Linked DNA regions of Homo sapiens: region 2 is linked to region 1. Evidence: chromatin loops called from intact Hi-C (ENCODE). Cell type or tissue: Caco-2. All regions are shown on one strand. Region 1 overlaps CACNA1D (calcium voltage-gated channel subunit alpha1 D). Region 2 has its middle 67 kb from the start of CACNA1D.

What was found. Peaks named below come from ENCODE experiments on the same cell type or tissue, not always from the same donor. Only the 100,000 strongest peaks of a DNase experiment are listed, where the experiment ranks them.
Region 2: a loop joins it to region 1, with 12 times the contacts of the local background. A loop is called at or near these places in 2 of 110 quality-filtered maps.

What each region holds. Positions count from the first base shown.
Region 1 is chr3:53,497,020-53,502,019 of GRCh38, reverse strand. CACNA1D (calcium voltage-gated channel subunit alpha1 D) reads right to left here. Exons shown (of 48, transcript NM_001128840.3): 2 at 4,559-4,868; 3 at 300-405. Among named protein-coding and RNA genes, the nearest start is that of CACNA1D, 4.9 kb to the right of the region's middle. In Caco-2, a CTCF peak has its summit at 2,536 (motif pointing right); a DNase peak (open chromatin) is centred at 2,569.
Region 2 is chr3:53,424,837-53,429,836 of GRCh38, reverse strand. No RefSeq gene overlaps it. Among named protein-coding and RNA genes, the nearest start is that of CACNA1D, 67 kb to the left of the region's middle. In Caco-2, no CTCF peak of the experiment used is centred here; a DNase peak (open chromatin) is centred at 2,686.

The sequences.
Region 1 (5,000 bases):
ATGGTAGCAAAAACTTATGTGGAGATAACAGTTATTTTAAAATCTGCTCCAAATCTCTTCCATAAAAATTCCATATCTATTTATAAAAGATTCATGACTTTAAATACTTTCAGTCAGTATAAATTTGAGAATACAGGTTAAAACAAACAAACAAACAAAAAACCACTGTTGCAAAGCTCCAAGAAACACGACATGCATAGCTATAAACTTCAACCACCCAGAAGGCCAGCTGCCAGTTTAAGTATAGAAGCAAATGATAACCATATACCAGGACCAGCAGGAACTCTAAGGACACTTACCAAGTTATGATTTGTTGAATTAGAATCATCTTCAGGGAATGGGATGTAAATAGCTAAGGCCACACAATTGGCAAAAATAGCCAATAATATAAATATGTCAAATGGTCTGAAAAAATGTGTTAAGGTATATATGTGTTATGGAAACATAAACCATGTCCCTCATCACACTCCCGATCACACCACTTTCAAAGCACTTTTAAAAGGAAAATGACATACACAAATCCTATTTCGGCTGACTGCTGTGACTGCTAGGTTTTCGGCAGAAGTAATCATCGGTGGTCATCTCACAGTGGAGCCTCCTACCAAATGACCTCTCCGTGTCCTTTTCTTCTGTTGCAAGGATCATGTTACACTCATTCTTCGGCTGCACACTGCATATTAAAACCTAAAAGTACATCCAATTAGGGCACTGTGTGAACTAGGTTTCTGCTTCTTACAGGTTTAAAAGTGACAAGAGCCTTACTAAGTTCCCGGCTGTGGTAGACACAGAGAAATCATCATGGGATAAATGTCTTCCGCAGATCCTTGCCTCCATGTGTTAGAGCCATTTTCTCAGGGGCTATTCTTGGCAGGGTCAGCCTAAATCGCCTGTCTGGACTGGGCCAGGCCAAGCCACCAGGACCTTCTCATTCTACCTATAACTTTCTCATGGCATATTCCAATACCTCAGATGTGATCAGCAGCGAGCCAGGCTTCAGCTCCCGCCTCTGCTTTCTCTGCTAGAGGAATCGATGGCTATAACTGTTTCAGATTAGAGCCGGACTGGAGCTCAGTTTATAATATGCTGTTACTGTGCTCAATTTGTAAACAAATTAAATTAAAAAGCCATAAGAAATCAGCACCAGACACGTTCAAAGTAGGCTTTAACATTTCTCAATCTTGGTGGTCTGTCTGGAAGAATCACTTTGAGATCAGCCTTCAAGAGATACTTACCTAAACATTCTGGTGTTATTAAGAGACATTGTCAAAACTGGCAACACAAAATTTGACATCTGCCAAAATGATTGTTTTTCTTCTTTGGGTTTTCAGCCTTTCCAAATACAAGGTTTTGTGAGCACCAGCCTCATCTGCAATTCCTGGGCTTGATTTTACCACAGTGCTTCGCCTATACACTCACCCACAAGAGGCAAGGCCATGGTTTAACTAAACACTTCAAGGTACTTAAAACTGGAGCATACGAACAGACTATTCTCCATTCATCCTGACATACTTCTGGGAAATCCAAAAATGCCACAGGAAACAAATACTCTTTACCTCTCTAGAGATATCATTTTTTTTTTTTTTTTTTGAGATGGGGTCTCACTGTCACCAAGGCTGGAGTGCACTGGCGCAATCTCAACTTGCTGCAACCTCCGCCTCCCAGGCTCAAGCCAGCCATCCTCCCACCTCAGTCTCCCAGGTAGCTGGAACTACAGTCATGTGCCACCACGCCGGCTAATTTTTTTTTTTTTTTTTTTTTTTTTTTTTAGTAGAGACAGGGGTTTTGCCATGTTGCCCAGGCTGGTCTTGAACTCCTGGACTCAAGCAATCTGCTCACTTCTGGACTCGCAATCTGCTCACCTCAGCCTCCCAAAGTGCTGGAATTACAGGCGTGAGCCACTGTGCCCGGCCTCTGGAGAGATCTTGAGTTTCATAAAACCTTCATCTTCGAAGAGCTTTCATAACTCAACGAAAAAAAGGCAATGAATAACATTATTCCCTTACTAATTTTGATGGGTTTATTTTTTTTAAGCCAGTCAGCTTTAATTCACATTGGTTCTCTCAACTCATCTAATATTATAAAATCTTTTTCACCCAGGGATCCAACTTTCAGATAGCCCACCTTAAGACTTCAGAATTCCCTTTCCATTTTTCCTTTTTGTAGGTCCCCACTGAAATCTAAAGTCAAGGGCCCCAATGTTGTTCTCCATAGAAACACAATAGTCTCTTCCCTCCCTCTTTCTTCCATTCTTCATTTTCAATTTCCCAATACCTAAGTAATAGGTATTCTTCCTTTTCAATTTCCCAATACCTAAATGATAAACCAGCACATCTGAGAAATACTAACACTGTTCAGGAAGACTAAATATAAGTTGTATTTTTTTTTCTTTATGTTGGTCCAGTTTTGGTCTCCAGGTACAAGTGGATACCATCTCACTGCCATAAGATTTTCACAAGTGAAGCAGAACAGAGCAATAGAGAAATAGATGGGTCTGATCCTAACAATTCCTTCTGATAAGGAGAACATCCCTCACTCCTCCAGGGGGCAGGACACTCTGTCATGCCTGTCTGTAAAAACAAATGACCCTTGACCCTTGCTCTCCCACTGCGGATGGGGCCTTGACAGAGCTGCCCGGGGTGGAAAGGATTTCTATAGCCTGCTCCCTGAATTAGAAGGAAACTGTCATTAAAAAAAGAGAAAAAAAAATCATATATTGCTTAAGGGTCTATCTATTTTACAAACTGTCCCATTTGTAAACAGGCTTCTCCCTGAATTGGCAGCCACGTCCCCTAATTCCTGTACACATGTGTCTGGCAACTGGAAAAGGGAGACAGCAGCGTGATCCAGGAATTCACTCTGCATGCAAAAATTGCTATGTACACATTACCGTGCACAAAGAGAAACAGCATCAGGCCTCCCACCTACTCCACACAAAAGTAGTGACCCCACAAAGAGGTCTCTGCTTACTCAGAGTCGTGTCAAGCCAGTCTGAGGTCTTCCTGGCAAGGTACAGCCATTGTCATGAATCTAGCAATGCCACTGGGCCACATGCTGGCTTACCGAGCTCCCTCCTCGTTCTCAGACTAGAGAACTTCAAAAGAAAATGCACACACACAACCCCAGCTATGTGAGAGACACCATAACTCACTCTAGAGAAGGGACATCTGCTGCAAAATGAAAAAGCACATGAGAACCCCTCAAATCCTACCCTAGCATTTGGCTGCTCTCTCCAAAATCTTTCTAGACAGTTACCTCATTTTAACTCCTGTCCATTAGCACAGAAAATAGCCAGCTAAAGACAGAGGGCATGCAAATAGCTGCCGAGCTAGATCCTCAAATTATAAGGGGATTTCAGCTCCACTTTCTAGCTGGCTGCCAACATCCTCCCTTTTTGGTGTGGCCCCTCCATCCTTCTGGGCCTGGTGGAGGGAATTCCTACATTCACACCCCTTCCTATAGTTAGGAACTGTTCTAAGGCCCCTGACAGTTCCAAACACACTTCTGGGGAAAGGAAATGCTTTACTTTACCCAGACCAATGAATCATCTGCCTAATTAAAAAGCCATTTGCTCAGAAAGAAGGCCTCAGTCAACCTTCTCTGAAGAGTGGCAGTAACTGGAGGTTGGCCTCCAGATTTAGGGAAGGGGTTAAGCAGGCTGAAGCACAATCGTTTTCCAAGATCTGGGACATGACAGCCATTCTGGGGCATTTGGAGTTCAATTTTAAAAATACAAAGGAGACACCCAGAAATGTACCTCCAGTCCAAGGACATAGACAGAATTTTTTATAAAGGCAGCAACTGCAAATTCCTCCACTGAAAAGGCTGTTCTATAACTCATAAGGGCCCAGGAGGAAGAGGCACACACGAGCCTCTCCCTTCACTGGCTCCCTCATGCTCACGTTCCAAATGCTTCTTTGGAACTTGTCAAAAGGAAATTCCAGGAAGTTATAGCACTGATCAGAGAAAAAAAATCAAAAGTAATCTCTCCCTAGGAAGCATGTGCTCATATCTGCAGCTACCTGAATAATTAGAATCACCAAATGTCAGACTAGAAGCAACCTTAGCATTAATTGTAGTTGCAGAAGCAAATTTCAAACATCAGAATGAGAAGATTCTACTAAAGGTCAAAAATGTATTCCCTTCAAACAGAGTCTTATACAGTCTTTTTTTCTAATCTGTATACCTTGTTTGCAATAGGTTCAATGCATGCTATTGCCCAAAGACAACACTGAATTTAAAACTAACCATCTAATGTCCAATAACCAAAGGTTGGTTTCACATTTTAATTATCTGCCCCTGTGAAGTTTCAGGCTGTCACTCCCTCCCCCTACTACTACTACTATACACACATCCAGACAGTGGGCTAAATATACCCGTACAGCCACCCCTCTGCAACCCGAAGAGACAGGAAGGTATATACAATGAAACCCCTTATATACAACTTCTGTTACTCGCATTCCAGACTGCTACAGCTTTGTGTCACTTCAGAAAGCAAATCCTTTTAAAAAACAGATGGTAAAAGAGAAAATGAGAAAGACTTCCCCCAAAAAAAGGATACTTCCATTCCACTATACTAATGCAGGCTCTTCGGATGGGGTTATTGAGTGATAAACAGAAAAGGGCGCGGGCAGGTCGGCTGTTGGACGAGTTACCCTGTTTTTTGCTCTTGGCGTATTGCTGACGTTTTCTTTGGGAGAGAGATCCTACAGGTGGGGGTGCAGAGGTGCTCATAGTTTGGGCAGCCTTGGCCTGTCTAGCAGCATCGATTGCAGCTTGCCAAGACAGGACAGTTTGCTTGGAGCTATTCGGCTGAGAAGTTGGTCCTTCACCAGAAAGAGGAAGTCTGGTGCCTCTTGCATAGTTTGCCTCTGGGGAGAAGGAGAAAAACAAAGATTTTTTTTTTTAAATGAGGATCCAGTGGGTAGGAGAAAAAAATCAAAGGTTGTCTCCCATCAATAACAGGGGAATCATTCACTCCTATGTTTCCATTTTGAATCTCA
Region 2 (5,000 bases), 72 kb after region 1:
CTGTCTGCTCCTGGTCACATATTTTAACTGTAACTTCAACAAATTAGTCAGCAAATTTGTACCATCTATCACAAGGACACCAGTTCAGAGAATAGAAGTAGCTCTAACTCATGTTTAAGTTCACTTTTGGAAGAAACATCTAAAACATAGGTTCTACAGATGGTTAGCCTACCATATCAGATTTTTATCTAAAAATATCATGTAAAACAAAGCAGTCAGAGAACATCCCCTCCCTGCCACTGGGCAGGCTTTCCAGAATCTCAAGCAGTTGCTCTTCCCTTGTCCTGAGTGGTCCCATCCTGGTCTTGTTGAAGAAGATCGTGGAAATGGAGGTTTTGAGGGCACACCCCTAACTACTGCATATTTGTCATTCCCTCCTCTTCTCTTCCCTTCTAGCTCTCAGAGCATATGAGTGTAGATGTACTTTTAATTTGGAGATACACAGATTAGCCCTTCATTATTAGCTGTACTATGCTTATATTTCAAATGTATACATGTTAATTTCATCTCCCGTCTACTCTAACTTGTATGCTCTTTGGGGTGAGGGATTAGCTTCACTTTTGTGTCTCCCAAAATGCCTATAAAAAATGTTGGGCCAACACAGGAGGATTACTTGAGCCCAGAAGTTTGAGATCAGCCTGGACAATATAGTAAGACCTCATCTCTAAAAAAGTAATAAGTAAAAAAGAATGCTGGGTACATGCTTTGGCAAACAGTTTAGCAGTTCCACAAACAATTAAACATAGAGTGACCATATGACCCAGTGGTCTAATCTTATACCCTAGAGAAGTGAAAATATACATAAACATATGAAAAACTTATACACAGATGTTCAGAAAAGCATTATTTATAATAGCCAAGAAGTGAAAACAGCCCAAATATCCATCAGCTGATGAACAGATAAACCAAATATGGTATATTCACACAATGGAATATTATTCAACCCCGAAAGGAATGAAGTACTGATACATGCTACCATGGATGAACCTTGAAAACATTATGCTCAATGAGAGAAGCCAGTCATGCGCAGAGGCTCACGTCTGTAATCCCAGCACTTTGGGAGGCTGAGGTGGATGGATCACTTGAGGTCAGAAGTTCAAGACCAGCCTGGCCAACATGGTGAAACCCCATCTCTACTAAAAATACAAAAAATTAGCCAGGTGTGATGGTGGGCGCCTGTAATCCCAGCTACTTGGGAGGCAGAGGCAGGAAAATTGCTTGAACCCAAGAGGCAGAGGTTGCAGTGTGCTAAGATCTTACCACTGTACTCCAGCCTAGGTGACAGAGAAAGACTGTGTCTCAAAAAAAAGAAAAAAGAAAGAAGCCAGACATAAAAAGCCATATATCGTATGATTCCATTTACATAAAATGTCCATAATGGGCAAATCCATAGAGACTGAAAGTCGATTACTGGTCACCAGAAATGCAGGTGGAGGAACAGAGGGTCACCGCTAATGGGTACAGGATTTCTTTTGCGGATATAAAAATGTTCTGAAATTAGATAGTGGTGATGTTTGTACAACTTTGTGACTATACTAAAAAACCACTGGGTCATACACTTAAAATATGAAAATTTTATGGTTTGTGAATTATATCTCAATTTTTTTAATGTTGGGCACATCAAAAAATAAGTGAAAGTGAAGTTTCCAAAGATAATTTAGGGAAAGAAACCCCAGAAACTATGCCTACCTGTCTTTGGTACAGTCATTCCTTCCCGTTACCACATTGTGAGCTAGAGGCCTTCTCCACTCCTGGACTCTTACCTGAGAGAGGATGTGTAGCAGCCGTGAAAACACACTGCTTAGGCCCCCTGCTGCAGGGGAATCACTGACTGATGGCTCCAGCTGCTACTCCTCTGGATTTGCCACCACATTTGTGCCAGGCTTCCACGGGCTGCTCTCAACCAACGGCTGGCCACAGCAGGGGTACTAATGCAGGCTTATTCTAGCAAGACAGAGAGTCCTCCAACAGGCAACTTTAGCTTGAGGACTCCCCATCTATCTGGCACCACCAACAAGTTTAGTGATGGTTCTTCTCTGCAGGCCAGCGTTCATGATTGGAAAGGCAATCAGAGCTGGGCTCCTTAATATTCATGTATACTATGGGGCCCAAAGACATAGAGGCTTGTGGCAGGGAAAGGGACTTAACACACAGAGTTTAGAGATGGTGAATAGAGCCTATAATGTTCCTGGGGCAAAACAGATGGACAGCCATCAAGGGTGCTACTTAACATCTACAAGCAACACATACACACACACACACGCACACACTAAAAGGAAGAATGGAGCTTGAGGGTGATCACAAACAAACAAACAAACAAACAAACCAAAAACTTGCTTTCCCTTTCCCTCACTCTGTTCCCAGCCCAAGGCAACTTTTAGATCTGGAACCCACTGCCCAAAGGAGGTGAGGTGGCCAAGTCCCTTAACAACACAGCAAGTTATACTATAATGATTCCCCCAGTTCTTCTTCCAAGGATCTAGAACCATTTACTCATGTGATTATATAGAAAAAAATAGAGAAATTTCCAGACTTTTTGAGAACGATTAGACACAGAATCTGAGCTAACACGGACACCTAGAAACCCAAAGCCTCATCACAGGTCTCCCATTATTACCTTATGTGGAGGCCATAAATTGAGTCCTGGTTATGGTCCAGTTCACAGGGAGCCTCGGTCCATGGGCCCACCTAGTGGTCATTTCCCCACTGCATGTATAATTGGAATGGATGTCCTTGGTAAATGACGTAAGCCCCACACTGGGTCCTTGGCTTGTGGAGTAAGAGCTATCATAGTGGTGATAGCCAAGTAGGAACTCTGAAACTGAGCCCCTACAAGCTGAGATAGTAAATCAAAAATGAAATTACTGCCTTCTGATCAATGGTGAAAAAAAAAAACACCAAAAAAACCCAACAACAACAACCTGATATCACTTGGAGGTGGGGGGTGGAGATTAGTGCCATCATTAAAGATCTAAAGGATGCCAAGACTTATCATATTTCCACTCATTTCACCAATCTGTCCCTTGCAGAAACTGGATGGAACCACAAGCTCAATCAAGTAGCAGCCCCAACTATAGCTGCTATGCTGGACACAGAATGAATACTGCAGCAGACTAATAAGGCCTCATGTATAGGATATGCGGCCAATGATTTGGCTAGTGCATTCTTTTCCATTCTGCATTCACATGACAGCAACAACAATAGTCATTTACACAAAAGTTGGGTAATAAGCTGGAGTCATGGTAAAATACATGTGCTGCAGGGGTGGAAGATAATCCTTATGAAACTTCAGAGACCTGCCACTTCAGTGAAGCTTTTAAAGGTCCAATGGTCAGGGACATGCCAGAATATCCTTTCCAAAGTAAAAGACAAATTGCTGTATCTTGCATTCCCTACCACAAAGAAGGAAACACAGTTCCTGATAGACCTCCTTGGGTTCTAGAGGCAACACATTCCACACCTAGGGATACTCCTCCTGCCCATACCAGGTGACATGGAAGGCCAGCAACTTTGAATGGAACCCAGAGCAGGAAAAGGCTACCCAGCAGGTCCAGTGGACCTGTCGTGCCACTTGGGCCATGAAATCCAGCAGATCCTATGGCTTAGGGATGTTAGTGGTGGAAAAAAAGATGTACTGTGGAGACTATGGCAAGCCCCAGTGTGAGAATCTCAATGCAGGCCCCTGGGATTCTGGAGCAAGGCCATGCCATCTGCAATGGAGAATTTTATGCCTTTAGAAAAACAGTTCCTGGTATGTTAACTGGGTCCTGATAGACAGAATGCTTGACCCTCGAGTAATCAAGTGACCATACATCTGCAACTATTCATCCAGAGATGGATTCTGTTGACTCTGCCAAGTTATAAAGTGGGACAGGCCCAGCAGTAGATCATTATAAGATGGAAATGGTACATCTGCAATTGAGCTAGCATGAGCAGGTAGCCCAGCCTCCACATCACTGACCACAGCGCACCAGTACCTCTCTACCAGCTTACACCTATGGCCATATGGGGGGTGCTACACAACCAACTATAGGAGCAGGAAAAGGGCCAAGTTTGGCCTACAAACCTGTGTGGTATGTGAATTATATATCAGTTTTTTAAATCTTGGGCACAAGCTGTATGTGGATACCAGCTGAATTACACAAGCGGACAGTGGCTGCATTACAGCCACGTTCAGAATTGGCCTTGAAAGACAGTGGAGAGGGAATATTTACCCAATGGGTAGAGTTATGGGGATCACACTTGGTCATCCACTTTGCACAGATGGAGATGTGGCATGAAGTGAGACTATTTAAAGATTCCTGGCCAGGCGGGGTGGCTCACGCCTGTAATCCCAGCACTTTGGGAGGCCAAGACGGGCGGATCACGAGGTCAGGAGATCGAGGCCATCCTGGCTAACATGGTGAAACCCCGTCTCTACTAAAAATACAAAAAAAATTAGCCGGGCGTGGTGGCAGGAGCCTGTGGTCCCAGCTACTCGGGAGGCTGAGGCAGGAGAATGGCGTGAACCCGGGAGGCGGAGTTTGCAGTGAGCTGAGATTGCGCCACTGCACTCCAGCCTGGGCGACAGAGCAAGACTCCGTCTCAAAAAAAAAAAAAAAAGATTCCTGAGCTGCAGCCAAAGGCCTGGCCATCTACTCAGGGGCCTGGAGGGAGATATGTGGTAGTGCCTCCTGGGACTTCCTTGCTTCATTGTAACTATAAACAGATGTGTATAGCAACAACACCTGGGGGAGGGGATGATTGCCAAGGGTTCAGATCCCTGGAGATGAAGCTTTGGGTCAAAATACCAGTAAGTTAGCACAACCTGCCAAGGTGGTGGCTGAAGATGAAGGAAATTTAGAATGGATAGTGGAGGAGGGAGACGATGAATACCAGTTGTGACACTGACCTAACTGCAACAATGAGTCCTGTAGTTCATCCCACTAAACTCTTCTAAGTTTCCCCTCAGAAAGAGAGGCTTATGGGAATTATGGACAAGCTGTTCCCTGAACCTGTGT